Linked DNA regions of Homo sapiens: region 2 is linked to region 1. A link is a loop called in an ENCODE intact Hi-C map of the cell type or tissue named here. Cell type or tissue: mammary epithelial cell. All regions are shown on one strand.

The links. Peaks named below come from ENCODE experiments on the same cell type or tissue, not always from the same donor. Only the 100,000 strongest peaks of a DNase experiment are listed, where the experiment ranks them.
Region 2: it touches region 1 in a loop (14-fold over the local background); 2 of 110 quality-filtered maps call a loop at or near these places.

The regions. Positions count from the first base shown.
Region 1 is chr15:73,077,068-73,085,067 of GRCh38, reverse strand. All of the region lies in intron 1 of NEO1 (neogenin 1), which reads right to left. Among named protein-coding and RNA genes, the nearest start is that of NEO1, 29 kb to the right of the region's middle. In mammary epithelial cell, a CTCF peak has its summit at 3,523 (motif pointing right); a DNase peak (open chromatin) is centred at 6,117.
Region 2 is chr15:72,830,854-72,838,853 of GRCh38, reverse strand. It overlaps LOC107984801 (a long non-coding RNA gene), which reads right to left and starts at 4,906. Exons shown (of 3, transcript XR_001751596.2): 1 at 4,755-4,906. RefSeq lists an enhancer at 3,323-3,824. In mammary epithelial cell, a CTCF peak has its summit at 3,402 (motif pointing left); no DNase peak of the experiment used is centred here.

The DNA.
Region 1 (8,000 bases):
TCTATCCAACCCCCACTTCTGCCCCAAACTTCCTCATCATCCATATTTCCTAAATCACTACCACTATCCATCCAGTTGCTTTGTTTCTCCATGGGGTCAGCTAAGGCCCCTGTATACCTGGTTCACGGTTTTACATCCAATGCCTAGAACAAGGCAGTTGTTGAATAAATATTTATTACCTAAAGATGAAACCTAAAACTATTAAAGAAGAAACTGTAGAAGACCTGGGGCCACTGAACACACACACACATTAAACACACACACATTAAACACACACACACACACAAAAAGAAAAAGGTAAAATTGAAACATAAATGGACAGTATAGCCATTGTGGAAAACAATATGAAAGTTCCTCAAAAAATGAAAAATAAAACTTCCCTATGATCCAGCAATCCCACCACTGGGTATATATCCAAAGGAAATGAAATAAGTATATCAAAGAGATATCTTCACCTCCATACTCACTACAGCATTATTCACAATAGCCAAGACGTGGAATTTACCCAGTGTCCATCAACAGATGAATGGATAAAGGAAAAAATGGTATATATACACAATGGAATACTATTCAGCCTTTAAAAAGGAGGAAATCTTCCCATTTGTGACAATAAAGATGAACCTGGAGGACATTTTAAGTACAATAAGCCAGGTATAGAAAAACAAATACTGCATGATGTCACTTAAATGTGTAATCTAAAAATGTAGAATTCATAAATGCAGACAGCAGAATGGTGGTTACCAGAGGTTGAAGGGTGGGGATTTGGGTGATGTTAGCAAAAGGATAAAAAATTTCAGTTAGATAGGAGGAATAAGTTCAAGAGGTCTATTGTACAATAAGGTTAGTGTAGTTAATATTATAACAATGTATTATATTCTTGAAAATCGCTGGGAGATTTTTTTTTTAATTATACTTTAAGTTCTAGGGTAGATTTTAACCATTCTCACTACAGAAAAACGTTAAGTATATGAGGTAATACATATGTTAATTAGCTCAATTTAGCCATTCCACAATCCCTATATATTTTAAAACATTATTATGTTGTCCACAATAAATATATTCAATTTTTATTTGTCAATGAAAATAAATAAAATAAAAAATAAATGAAAAACAGGCCAGGCATAGTGCCTCATGCCTGTAATCCCAGTGTTTTGGGAAGCTAAGGCAGGAGGATCCCTTGAGGCAGACACCTGAATACTTGTTGGGAGGATTAAAAAAGTTTATCTATAATCTAAGTACTGTTAATACTATTGTTATCCTCACTTTACAGATGAGGAAACAGAAAAATCATTATATAACTTACCTATGGCCATACAGCTAGTAATAAGGAACATAAGGCAGAATAACGAAGAAAATAACATGTACAGCACAGTATCACAAGTTAAAAACACACAAAACAACATTTCATATTTTATGTATTTAATGCATATTCAAAAACATATATAAAACATATTAGAGTAGAAGCCTAAGGAGACAAGGGAAATGGGACTGAGTGTGGCAGATGAAGGCAGAGTAAAAAATACAAAATAAGAGATATCTTGCACTGTCCAATGATAATGTATTGTGAACTGAACGCTGGGGCTACTCGACTTTCTATCTTTAAGGACCAAACTGTGTTTTATATATATATATGTTTTATATTTATATATTTATTGAATGTATGAATGCCAGAAATTTGGGCCCATCCTTGGCATCTCCCTCTACCTCTCCCCCTTCCATCCCATTCAATCACCAAGTCTTGTCTATTCTACCTCAAATATATTTGAAATATGGCAGCCTCTCATCACGCCCATTTACACTCTCTAGTCCAAGCCACAACTACCACAATTGCTTTCTAACCAACTGCCTGACCTCTTTTCAGTTTTGCCCTGCTCCAATTCATTTCTCATTAATCTGATCTGACACTGCTTAACTACACAATTCAACAGCTTTCCATTACTCTCATGATGAAGTCCAAAGTCCTTGATACACATCCAACAAGGCCCTGAATTATTTGCTCCTACCGTCTTTCCTGTTTTCATTCACACCACAGTCCCTTCTCTCACTACATTCCAGGCACTCTGTTATTTTCAATTCCTCATACTTGCCACTCTCCTTCCCACTTTAAAGGGATACAGACACACATTTTAGCCAGGGTCTGTATCTGTCAGATCTCAGCTGAAACGTCACTTCCTTAGGGAAGCTTTCTCTGATACACTAGCCAGGGTGAACTCTCCCTATTATGCACTTCTCCTTTATGGCCCTTAACATTATGTTAGATTACAGATTCTAGCTAGATTATAAACTCCAGGAGGACAAGAGACATTTTTATTTTCACTATTTTATCATGTATACCTAACACAGTGCCCATATATAAAATACTGATATGTATTAATAATTCATTTGAGGGTGATAAAACTGTTAGTCTATTTGCTAAAAGTAGTTTTAATATGCCTGCTAATATTTTTAAGTGAATAAACAAAATGCTTTCTTTCCAAAAAAAAAAATCCTTTGTTCTGTGAACTTCATCTTACTGTTTTTTCTTTGTTCTGTGAACTTCATATTACTGTTTTTTCTGTGAATCAATGACTATCCACATTGAAATTTTAGAAAAATTAACAGCAATCTTCTCTTCTCAAAAGCTCATCTTCAAATTTAAGGAGAGTACATTCTCAATGTGTGCAGAATTTATTTCAGCTCAGTAATTCTACAAATGTCATCTTATATTACGATGCGGTAGACAGAAACACATCAGTCAAAATTTACCTACTCTATCGCATTTAAGTAACATTTTCTCAGTGAAAAAAACTTAGGGGAGGAAAATGTTACATATCTAAAGAGCTTAAGTAGACTCGACTCTAAATATTATGGCCACAAAGGCAAGAATCCATTATTAAATTCTTATCAAGTATTTAGGCTGGGCGTGGCGGCTCATGCCTGTAATCCCAGCACTCTGGGAGGCCGAGTTGGGCAGATCACCTGAGGTCAGGAGCTCGAGACCAGTCCGGCCAATGTGGCAAAACCCCATCTCTACTAAAAATACAATAATTAGCTGGATGCAGTGGTGCATGCCTGTAGTCCCAGCTACTCGGGAGGCTGAGGCAGGAGAATCACTTGGGCCCGGAGCAGGGAGTGCGGAGGTTGCAGTGAGCCAAAATTGGGCTACTGCACTCAAGCCTGGGTGACAGAGCAAGACTCCATCTCAAAAAAAAAAAAAAAAATACTAGTATTTGGCTGGGTGTGGTGGCTCATACCTGTAATGCCAGCACTTTGGGAGGCTGAGACAGGAGCTCAAGACCAGCCTGGGCAACATAGTGAGACCCTATCTCTACAAAAACTTTAAAAATTAGCCAGGTGTGGTGGCATGCACCTATGGTCCCAGCTACTCTGGGGGCTAAGGTGGGAAGATTGCTTGAGTCCAGGAGGTCGAGGCTACAGTGAGCTGTGATGGTGCTACTGCACTCCAGTCTGGGTGACAGTGAGTCCTTGTCTCAGAAAAAAAAAAACAAAACACTTAGTACTTGCTGTAATATTTCACCACCAGGTGGCAGATCCATACTACGTTCTGGAAATGTTTTTATCAACCCTGATAAGTTAGTCCAATTAGAAGGAATTTTAGGAAAAGTAAAATAATTTTAACTGTATTTGAACCTGAGCCAGTTAACCACAGGGTAGTTACAATTGGCCCTCAGAACATTATACTTCTATTTAACTGTAAATTTGTCCCCAGGCCATGCAGAGTACCTAATTTTCTTTAAAGAGAACAGAATATTAAAATGCAGTTTTAAAATGTGATTATCTATAGTCCAGTCATTCAAAATCCTGAGAAGTCTAAGAGGAGTTTGAATCCCAAAGTAAAGGGAACATGAAATGAAAAGGTAGAAAAAAATACAGGTGAGACAATGAGAAAAAGGGGAGAGAGATGAAACATCTACCAAACCAAGAAGCTAGCAAAACCCAAGTTACAGCAACGCCCTTCAAAAATGAACATGTCTGTGTTTTATGTGTTCAGCAATATATTCTAATTAATAAGATAAAGACTTTAATCTCAAGTCAATCAGTTAATTATGAAATTGACTTTTCAAATTTTTCAATAATTCTAAAATTCTTAAAATGTATTATTATCAAGATGAAATATATTATCTTGAAATGACTCTTCAGTTATTTTAAAATGCTATTGAAAACGCTATTTGCAAATGCATCCTTGAAATCTAAGGAGAACACCTTAATTTGTTTACCACCTTGGCTGCAGCACACCTTTCCCTCCACTGTCCTTCTTCCAGTCCTACCCAACTTCTCCCGCCTCTTTCTGGCCCATGTTTGCAGGGAGAAGAGATGACCCCTGACACTCAGAAAGAGATCCCTGGCCACTATACACACCAGTCAATGGTTCAACTTCCTCACTAATGCTTCCTTCCTCATGTCCTTTAATCCACTAACCAAATCTACCTCGGCCACAATTAGAAATCAACACCCAACCTCTACCATGAACCAAGGCTGACCTGAGTTTTGTGAAATTTGAAGCATATATAATTTGAGGGCCTTTTTGAAGAAAAAAAAAAATGGAAAAAAATTTTTCAATTTTGCAAATGTTACAAAAATATGTAACTAACAAACACACTACACTGCTAGAGCCTCTCCCAGATCCTAGAAGAGGTCTATGCAAGTGAGGGGATCCAGGGCTCACCAACTTAAGGGTAAATTGTCTCTGCCATGAAGACATGTTGAGGAAAAAACAAGCCTATAAACTCTGTTTGTTAAATAAAACAACTAGTACACCAATTCCATTCAATAAAAGAAAGGCACTGGCTAGAGAGTTACAGTGTTCACAGTTACTTTAGAACAAACTGGCTAAAATTAAGGACAGATAGAAACTGTCTAATGGCAACAAGAGAGCAAAGCACAGAGAAGAAAAAATGTGAGTGGAATCAATGGGGGAAAGGCATACTCATCCACTTCTTTCATACTCCTGAAGCTTATTGCCATCAATTATTTGTAGGTCTCCCCCAGGAACAGTTTTCCCTACTGGGTTATTTACATAACCTAACTTCAGAAAGCTCTCACTTTTCTTCCCTGACAAACAAAAAGAGAGAGAAAAAACAATTCTCAAACAACTTTGCTTTGAGAATTTTTCTTTCATTTATACATCATATATTCCATCATTCTATTGACCAAGGTCCCTATCACTATTAGAAGAAAGTTGCCAAATCTCTCATTCCTTCCTCTAATACAATCTGCTTTGATATATGCAAAGGTCTCAGAAGCTTATCTGACTGAACAAGAACACAAGTTCTCATTTCCTAATAACTTCCTGAATATTTTATTATCGTTTCCGCCCAGGAAATTTATTCACTCTATGTAGCTCCAACACAAACAGTTCATTTCTGAAGGGAAACTATTCAAGTATAGCAGAAACTCATATAAAAGAGTACTTCCAATAGGCTGTTGTTAAACTATGTATCCGAGTGAAAAAATGAGTTGAAAATACATATGAATTTAGAAATACACAAAAAATAAAGAGAGACATTTATTTAAAATAAAAATATTTTCCCATACTAATTGATTAAATACAAAGAAAACCCACTGGCCTATTTGATTGAATAGTACCAACAGCAAAATTGATTGAATAGTACACTTAAGATCTAGATTTACGTTTCAACCATACCTACATTTCAACTATAACGCAGTAAAAATATATTTTAAAAGTCCAAAAGTAAGATTTGAGTAATTTTGGCCATTAGCGAGAAAAATTATTGGTACTCTTTTCAAGGGAAAAAGATTTCTAGAAATTGCCTTAAATGTCTTAACATAATTTGTATTCCTAGGGCCACAATTTTGGGCCTATTACATGGCATAATAGCCTACAATACATGCCAAACTTCACAGTAAATCCTCTCTGCTCTTTGGAGCTAAGGATGTGGGGCAGTAAACAACCAGTAACAATAAGATTCCAAAACAAAATCTATTTGGGCATTCTCTTTGCCATACACAACTCTGAACAATTAAAAAAGAGCTTCTTTCCTTTCTCTTTGAAATAGAGGAAGTAGTCTGACTAAACAAAGGGTATAAGAGATAATGCACTTAGAAAGAAAGGGAATTCCAGGAGGGAAAACCACACTGTTTAGTATTTCGTAATGCAGCAAGCTGGTTAAGAGCCTGGCCTGAGTTCAAATTCCTGCTTGTCATTTACTAGGTATATAACCACAGATTAAATGACTTACTATATCAACACACTTTTTAAAAATCTCCAGCACACAGTGCTTTACACATGAGAAAACTAAAGCACAGAGAGGTTAACCAGCTTGCCTAAGGTCCCCAAGACCTTAGAAACACCCAGCGCTGCTAGTGTTTCTAGAGGAGGCATGAAGGAAGAGATCTGCAGAAAGATACAAGGAAAATACAGCTAACTGTATCTTAACTCAATAGAAACATAGAGCATCTACTGTATCTGTGCAACCAACGGTTGCCCGTGCCACACCCTACACCTCAGTGTCCCTAAAATCTTTTAAGAACACTTTACTGTGTGTTAGACCTCTTATTTAGCAGGACGGTAGGAAACACTGCCATTGTTTTAGATAAACAGAGCCCTTTGTGGACTGGGGCTGGGAAATGAAACTAGACCAGCCACCTATACTGCTCCTCCTGAATCATCCTTGAAGACATCAGCATGAAAACCAACAAATTTCAGGTGATAAAAATCTACAGAACATTCAAACATCCACTGTGTTTAATACGGCAACACAACTGAATACAGTATATCACAGAAAGCATTCTACATTGTCAATATCCTTCTCCCTGCTTCTCCTGCAGGGATTCTCTAGCTTACTTGAACAGGGAACACTTTCCCCTCCCCTAATATAAAACTATTAAACTACTAGATTAGAAGAACAATGGTCCATGAAACACCAACTTGGGTAAACAGCCTAGACTGAACCCACTCTTCCAATTCACAGTATACACCACTGTCAGATCAAGGACGCTTCTTTTCTATCCCTTTCTTGTGCCACTTCACATCACCACCCTAAACCTCCAAGTAAATTACTTTCTGTTGCCCATATCACCAATGCTTTCCCACTTCTGGATGTTTGCTCATTATACTTCCTCTCCCGCTTCCCATCGCCATAGGTCTGTCTCCACTGCTAAGCCAGGGCCAACATCCTGCGCAATGGACAGAGGAACCATGTACCCAGCCTTCAAGATCTATCAAATTCTATCATCCCATAAAGCTTACACTGAGTTGCTTCATGGAAGTAACCTTCTCATTTTTAGAAAACCCAAAGCACTCTGCACCCCTTTTACAGCATATATCACCTTCTCCTCAGCAGTATTATTTTTACGTATGATATGCCATTTGTTAGACTGGTAACTTATTTCTCCCGTTACCTAGCACAGTGCCTCATACATAGCTGCTCAATAAATGCTTGTTGAATGAATAAATGAGTCTGAGAATCTATTTCCCATCAGAGAATCATAATTAGTTTTTGCTAAACACAGTTAAATAGACTGGACTTCTCCTTCAGAGAACACAAACTATTTGAAATTGCCAAGAGCTACATCTTAAATCAGAGAAAGTCACTGAGCTGTACAGCAGAACTTCATTCACACAAGCTTCCTTGTACTTACTTGTTTATGTGTTCTTCTCTGTGAAACAGGCCTTTATACTGCCAAAACTGAGTAGGGTGGAGAACATAACTAGTTTAATTTGTGTTTAAAAATATGCAGTCAATTAGAATGTAGTTATGACAACCTGAAAACGGTGGCTCATGCCTGTTATCCCAGCACTTTGGGAGGCCGAGGTGAGTGGATCACCTGAGGTCAGGAGTTCAAGACCAGCCTGGCCAACATGGCAAAACCCCATCTCTACTAGAAATACAAAAATTAGCCAGGCGTGGTGGCGGGCACCTGTAATCCCAGCTACTCGGGAGGCTGAGGCAGGAGAATCACTAGAACCTGAGAGGCAGAGGTTCTGGGGAGCTGAGATCATGTCACTACACTCCAGCCTGTGCCAGAGAGAGAGACTC
Region 2 (8,000 bases), 250 kb after region 1:
AGTTAAGTTTTAAGATAGGAGTAATTACAGCCTGTGTGTGTGCGAATGGAAATAATCCAGTAGGGAGAAAGTTTTTGATAATGCTGCACCATACAGACAGAGATCACTGCAGGAGAAAAGCCTCCAGTAGCCGACCTACTTCTCAAAGCAGAGTTCCCACATGTGGTCTGCAGCTCCCTGCCAGGCCACAGGAGCTCCCACAGTGGGTCACAGTGACCCCTCATGTCTCTTCTTCACTTCTTACAGGCAAGTGACTCCTGCTTCTATAGACTCTCATACTTTTGGCTTAGAAGGGTTACTTACTAGTAACGTAATAAGTGAGTCATGAAAAGTTACTAAAATGTACTATCCATAAACTAAAATTACCTAGGACTCTGACTGTGTCCTTTGCTAAAAAACCTGGCTGCCACACAACACTTGGCAACACTGTCAAGCTCCTACCCTGCAAGCACACTTGCAAATGGTTAGAATTTCACAACTTTCCGGAAGGGCTCATGGCTACGACTTCATCAGTGTTGCCCACTGGCTGTGGTTTTTGTTTCGTTACTGATGGCCTTGCTATTTTTATTATAAAAGCTTCTTTTAGTTTAGCTTTAATGTGACCATTCACCTTTTAGTGGGTTGCTAGGTTTACTTCACAGTCTACAATAATCCAGATTGGCAGCGATAATATTTAACCTGCAATTTTCCTGTATTTCATCAAGGCCGTCTAAGTTTGATGTTCAACCCTTAATCACTCATATCCCTATGATGGGCTGTTAGCAAATATCAGCTACTTTCATAAGTAAAACAAAACTATTGAGAGTTATTTTTAAGTTTTTAGGAAATTGTTTTATAGTACAAAAATCCTTTAGTATGTTCATATTCTTTTTTTTTTTTTTGAGATTGAGTCTCCTTCTGTTGCCCACGCTGGAGGGCAGTGGCACGATCTTGGCTCAATGCAACCTCCACCTCCTGGGTTCAAATGATTCTCCTGCCTCAGCCTCCTGAGTAGCTGGGATTACAGGCACCTGCCACCACACCCAGCTAATTTATTGTAATTTTAATAGAGACAGGGTTTCACCATGTTGGCCAGGCTGGTCTCGAACTCCTGACCTCAAATGATCCACCCACCTTGGCCTTCCGAAGTGCTGGGATTACAAGTGTGAGCCACCGCGCCCAGCCTAGTATGTTCGTATTCTAAAGTAACTACTAAGTGAATCATTTATGTATTGCTAGCAGCACGGCAAATTCAATCTGTTTTATTTCTTTCCATTCTTTATAATCCTTGAGTTTTTTCCTGAGTGGAAATTTGAGGGGAGGGGAGAGCACGAAGTCTTATACCCTGCCTGTGAGTGCCACAGTCAAAAGGTTCAGGGGCCCCAGTTCTACAATTCTAGAAGGGGTTTTAGGACTTTTCAGGACAGACCTTCATGCCAGCGCAGGCAGAGTTTATAACTCTCCAAATCCTGTGAACAGCGGTTTTCCTAATTCCAGCCTGGCCCCCACAAGTGCCCACAGCTATTCCTTCCTTCTTCTTAAGAACCAGCCCAGAGTAGGCTGTGGCTGTGCACAACAGGGAATAACATCCCATTTTTCTGGGCTGCATCTTTCATTTTTTTCTTGCCCCTTTGGCTTCTCTCTTCTCCTTGCCCCAAGATTTAGACTTACTGCTCTAAATATAGCTTCCAACAGGTGTGCAGCCAGGGTGGGGAGGCTGTGGTCCAGCTGTCCCCAGACACATGGATTCTCTCCAAAGGCCTTGCTGGGCCACAGCATTGGGAGGGACAAAAGGAGGCACAGCTTCTCATTCCCAGAGCAAAGCTGAGCCCAAGAGAGTGCGCAAGCTACCTCCAGACTAGGGAGAACTACTCCAGGTCAACAAGGAATCAGGAATTAGGTCCTATGTTCCCATTCGTGGCAGACATTGCCAGATGTCTACTCAATAACCGTGTCCTCCTTTCTTGTTAGTATAAACCTCATTTGTCAGGAAGGTGGGGGTGGAGAAAGGGATCAACAGAACAAAGAGTCCCAGCTAAAGACAAAACTAAATTAAACAGGTCAAGCGCAGTGGCTCATGCCTGTAATCCCAGCACTTTGGTAGGCTGAGGCGGGCAGATCACTTGAGGTCAAGAGTTCAAGACCAGCCCGGCCAACATGGTGAAAACCTGTCTCTACTAAAAAAAAAAAAAAAAAAATTAACCAGGCGTGGTTGTGCGCACCTGTAATCCAAGCTACTTGGGAGGCTGAGGTAGGAGAATTGCTTGAACCCAGGAGGTGGTGGAGGTTGCAGTGAGCAGAGATTGCACCATTGTACCCCAGCCTGGGTGACAGAGCAAGACTCTGTCTCAAAAAAAAAAAAAAAGGCTAAATTAAACATTATATTTTCTAGCCTACCTCTGGCCAATAAGACATACATACATTAAAAGGTTTCTAAGAAAGACTTGCTTTCCTCTCTTCCTGCCCACGTCCTGATAAGTGGGGCTGCAGCAGCCATCTTGTGACCATGAGGAAATGGCCAAGAGAAACAGAGACTGCGGATCCAAATCTTTGAACCACTAAAACACTACCACTACTTATCACTCTTGTTGTGTGGGGTTAAAAAAATAATAAATACTTACAGGTTTAAATTCCATCTCTTGACTGAATGCAAGTCCTAATGGATAAACCATCTGATATGGTATGGCCTGGCTCTGTGGCCCCATCCAAATCTCATCTTGAATTGTAATCCCCATATGTTGAGGGAGGGATCTGGTGGGAAGTGACAGGATCATGGACACGGTTTCCCCCATGCTGTTCTTGCGATGGTGAGGGAGCTCTTATGAGATCCCATGGTTTACAAGCGTGGCATGTCCTCCACGTGCTCTCTCTCCTGCCACCTTGTAAAGAAAGTGCCTGCTTCCCCTTTGCTTTCCACCATGATTGTAAGTTTCCTGAGGCCTCCCCAGCCATGCAGAACTGTGAGTCAATTAAACCTCTTTTCTTTATAAATTATCCAGTCTCAGGTAGTATCTTTATAGTAGTGTGAACATGGACTAATGCACTATCTTTCACCCAGGGCATGGGGCTGGGCAGGTAACTGAAGACATGCCTGTTTGATATCATCCCTCCTTCCTCCCCTGCTCCTCTTCCCCCTCCTCCCTTATCTCCTCCCTTTCCCCCTTCCTCATTGAGACTGTACTCTGCACCAAGCTCTGGGCCATGCCCTGAGAGAAAGGAGTGAAACTTCAGGTAGCCCTGGGGAGAGCCTGCCACCTGCTCTACAGGGCTGATCTTATCCCCAGAGATAAGCTTGGGTCTCCTAGGTGATTTCTATGGCTTCTCCCTCTGCATATGCTTTCTTTCTCTTCTTAGGGGGGCAGGTGGTAGAGAGGGAAGAGCATAAATCTCTGTCACAGCCCTGTGTTTGAATCCCAGCTCTGCCCCCTATTGGCTGTGAGATCCAGGAGAATCACTGAGTACAGTTTAAGTGTGAGCTCCTCTGAACAATGAACTGCCCTGTGGATTAAATGACACAGCAAGAGTTTACCCTTAGTGGGTGCCTACTCTGGGCCAGATGACTTTTAGACATGATTTCTGATCATCAGAGGCAGTGCTTTTTAAATTTGAAGGTGCAAAGAATCACAAGGATCACAAGGAATGTGCAAGGATCTTGTTTAAAGGCAATTTTGATTCAGGAGGCCTGGGGTGAGGCCTGAGATTCTGTACTGCTAACAAGCTCTCAGGATGCAGCTGGTCTACAGACCACTCTCTGAGTATCCAGGCTTACATATAAATACATGAGGTAGGTCAGAGGTCACAAACTCAAATCCAGAGGGCCAGCAGCAAAACTCACTCTGAGCAAGAGGTGCTGGTGGGACCATGGCAAACTGAAGCAGGGATGCCTTGTCTGAAGGAGGTAGCCCTCTGCAACCTCACAAAAAGGTGGGCTCAGCATTGCCAAATATTTCCCCTCTTTTCCCCCAAAGAAACCAACATTCCAGCGTTCCTGATTGTAAACAACAAATTCAACTTTTAACAGCTTCATTGAGGTATAACTGACATACAACACACTCCAGATATTTGAAGTTTACAAGTTGGTAAGTTTTTATATTTGTAAACACCCGTGAATAAACTCAATTTTTTCAAAAAAAACCACTCAGTCAGCTGACTAAACATAGTTGCAGATCAGATAACAGGCTGTAAACCTCCAATTGCATCCTCTGAAATAGGACTAGTACTTCCACTTTAAGATGTGATCACTGAGAACTAGAAAGGTGAAGTGACCATCCTAAGGTCACACAGCCTGCAAGGAAGGTGTCAAGGTTCAATCCTGGATCTGACTCCACAGTTCATGCCCTCCTCCTTCATCCTCTGCCACCAAGGAAAGTCTCTCATGTCACCTGTCTCTGGGACTATAACAAATAAAGGATGACTCCCTGCCCCCTTCTCCACTTCTCATTCTCAGGAAATGATCTCTAAAGTACAAAGGCTCAGCTCACACATGTAACCCTAGAAGAAGTAATAAAACAGGTTCTGCTGAAATCATGAACACTCCTAGAAAATGGATCCAACTCCAGAAGTCTCTGTTCTGACTCCCAAAGCACAGCTCTGGGGGGCTCTCTGCAGCCTAATGACTCCTGTGGGAGAGCCCAGGTCCCCAGAACACACATAGAGGGCAGGAACTGACCAAAGCCCTCAGGGAGCAGATTCCAAATCAGGGAGAATGTTACTTCAGCTACAAGTAACAGAACGCCTCAACTCAAAGTATCTTAGCATGTAAGAGGGTTTATTACCTGATAGATCAGGAAACACGGAGTTGGGAAGACAGGATTCCAGACACGGTACTTCAGCACTCTGACTCTCTTCTCAATGGTTTTCTGAGAGTTGCCCCACTCTGTGTATTGGCTGGAAGCAAGGTTGCCACAGAAGTTCCCAGGCATCACAGCTGGACAAAGAAGAGAAACCATATTTTCCTGAGCTATTTATTAGAAGTGAGGAAACGTTTCTCAAAAGTCCCCCTGCAGACTTCCCCTCATGTCTCCTGTAGTCTTTCCATGGCCTGAACTTCCTCACACTATGGAGATTAGGTTCCAAGGGCAAGCACTGAGAGAGAGAGAAAGAGAGAGAGAATATAAATATGCAAGTGGGACAGATGTCACATCTCCTTTCATGACCTAGCCTCAAAGTCATGCAGCATCACTTGCACCACATTTAATTCATCAAGGCAGTCACAAAGGGCCATCCGGCTTCAAGGAGAGGAGACACAGAATCCACATCTTGATGGAGCAGTAGCAAGTTCTCAAAAAACAGGAAACAGATTGTGGCCACTTTGGGAAAATATAATTTTCCACATAAAGGGATCTCATCGCTGTTTGCCTGGCCCCCCTCACACAGCTCACTCCCATAGCCAAGTCTTACTGGGCAGGATGGAGACCACCTGTAGAACACTCCTGCAAGGGTTCCCTTGTCAACACCCACATTTCCCTGAAATGAATGGCTGGTTTCCCTCGGGACTACAGTTCTAACCATGGCTGATGTTGAGAAAATCTTACATGTAAATCTCCTGAAACAAGGGGCTAATGTTGGCCATGGCACTAGAATTTAACACTTCTGTCTTGAGCTAGACTCTGTTGTCTACTCTTGTCAGTCTCTGTGTTGTATCTGGGGACGAACTTTCTCATCTCAGAGGCCAGAGCCTCCAGTTTGCTTTGTTTAGTGCCAAGTTTGTCCAGATACTGTTGATACTAGTCTGTTTCAGAATTTTACACTTATTTGAACATTTACTTACTTTTACTAATCTCTACTGCTAAACTCTGAGCAGTTAATACTCTACATAATATCTAGGTACCAAGGTGAGCTTTGTCTTGTAATGATTACAGAGGATTTATGAAAGACAGCTCAGGCCAGTCTCTGATGTCTTAAGTTTCCTCTCTAGCTGGCTAACAAGATATCTATGTGGAAAGGGGAAGTACAAAACACACTACTTCTTTTTCAAAGTCCTTATCACAATTGTAAATAATCATTTGGAATAATTATGTGTTTAAGATGGTCGTACATAGGTTCTAAAATCCCTATCAGTCTTGTTCAAGCCTAGCTTGCCTGGAACATGGAAGGTGTTCAATAGATGTTTGCTGAATATTACAGGATAGAATGAAGCAGTAGAAATTAGGAAGGTAGCAGACCCTGTTGGTCACTTCCCTGTCAGTTATTCCTTCTTTCTTAGCTGTGGCAGGCACTGTAAGCCTATGTGAGATAACCACACAGGGCTCCATCAGTAGCTAAAGCAAGTGCTGTGTTGATGACATTGTAATATATATTAAATCATATGTTATTTCCTCAATTAATAGATTGAAGGTAAGGGAATAAACAGCACAGCCTCACACCCATTCTCTTCCTCTCTGATGTTTCCTTCTTAAGAAACAAACACATGGCTTCATTACCAACAAGCTTAGGATAAATTAATAGGAGCTGAAATCCATGAAATTAGATTCACTTTTCTAATTAGCTGGAGAGTTCACAGATACCAGGGCGGTCTTTATCACGGGCTCTCTTCTCCTTGGGATGGGGATAGGCATTTGTGATCTCAGAAAATTAAACCCTCCCCCCTTACATTCTACAAAAAAATTTCTGATTGAAGTGTAAATGTGAATTTCCTTTGGCCACCTGGAAGATCATTTTGAAGTTGTGAATCTTGAGCAAATTGCTCATTAATTCCACCCTGTGTTTGAGAGATTGTGTGATACGCAATTTCCATTTTCAAAGGAATTGTCTTATACTAATAATGTCCTCAGATTATTTGGCACCCTCCATGGAGTTCAAAGTGATTTTGAGACCTTTTGTCTTTAATTCCCACATGCCAAAGAGAGAAAACGGGGGGCCAGGAGAGAAAGTAACTGCTTTCCAGATAGCCAAGTGAAGGAGGCTGAGGTCAGGGAGCCAGGGGCCAGGAGAGACAGAACAAAGTTGTCAAGATGACCCAGTGGGTCAGTGGCAGCCCCAGAGAATCCCAACTCTTATTTCATTTTCTCCTCCAGCCAACCAACCACCCCAATTATTTCCTAAGATTCTGAAACTGTCCAACAGACCCATGAGGCTCAAAGCAAGGACTCTGGAGGCCTGGCCCTGCCTCTTCTAAGGATTCACTACATGACTAAAAATGGCAAAATTTGCCCAGTGAAAGAACGGGCTCCCTGTCCACAACAGCTAGATGCCCAGTTTCCAGGAGTCCTTTCATTCACGCATGCATTCAGTTATATGACAACTTTTTATTGAGCACCTACTATGCACCAGACACTGTTCTGAGTGCTGAGAATATAGAAGTGGATACATGAACAAAAATCTTTGCCCTCACAGAGGCTATCCCAGTGGGGAAGGCAAACAATGAACAAAAGAAATAAGTAAAATATAAGTTTTGTTAATAGTGATAAATGCTAGAAAGAAAATAAAGCAAGGACAAGGGACTTAGTGTCAATCCCAATCAGGGTACAAGATGGGTTGAATTTTTAGTTGGGATAACCCGGGAACACTGCACTGAAAAAGTCCAGGAAGAGAAGAAAGATCACAATGAATACTATGGAGGGTATCACAGCCTTGGACCAAACATGGGACCAGGTATTTCCTACAGTCTCTTCTGAAATAAATTCATTCCTCTCTCACGCATCTATGCAAGTATTCTTCAGAGGGTTGTAGGAGTTAAGAAATTAATGAATATTTGTACAGGGTTGAATAGTGTGCCCCCCAAAATGCATGTCAACCCCAGGACCTCAGAATGTGACCTTATTCGGAAATAAGGTCTTTGCAAATGTAATTTGCTAAAATGACATTATATTGGTTTAGGGTGGACCTTCTGGTATCCTTCTAAGAAGGCCATAAAGTGACACAGAGGACAAACATGGGGAAGATAGTCATGTAAAGATGGAGACAGATATTGGAGTGAGGCAACTACAAGACATGAAATGCCAAAGGTTGCCAGGGACCACCAGAAGCCAGGGAGACGCATGGAACGTGTCCTCCCTCACAACCTCCAGAAGGATCCAACT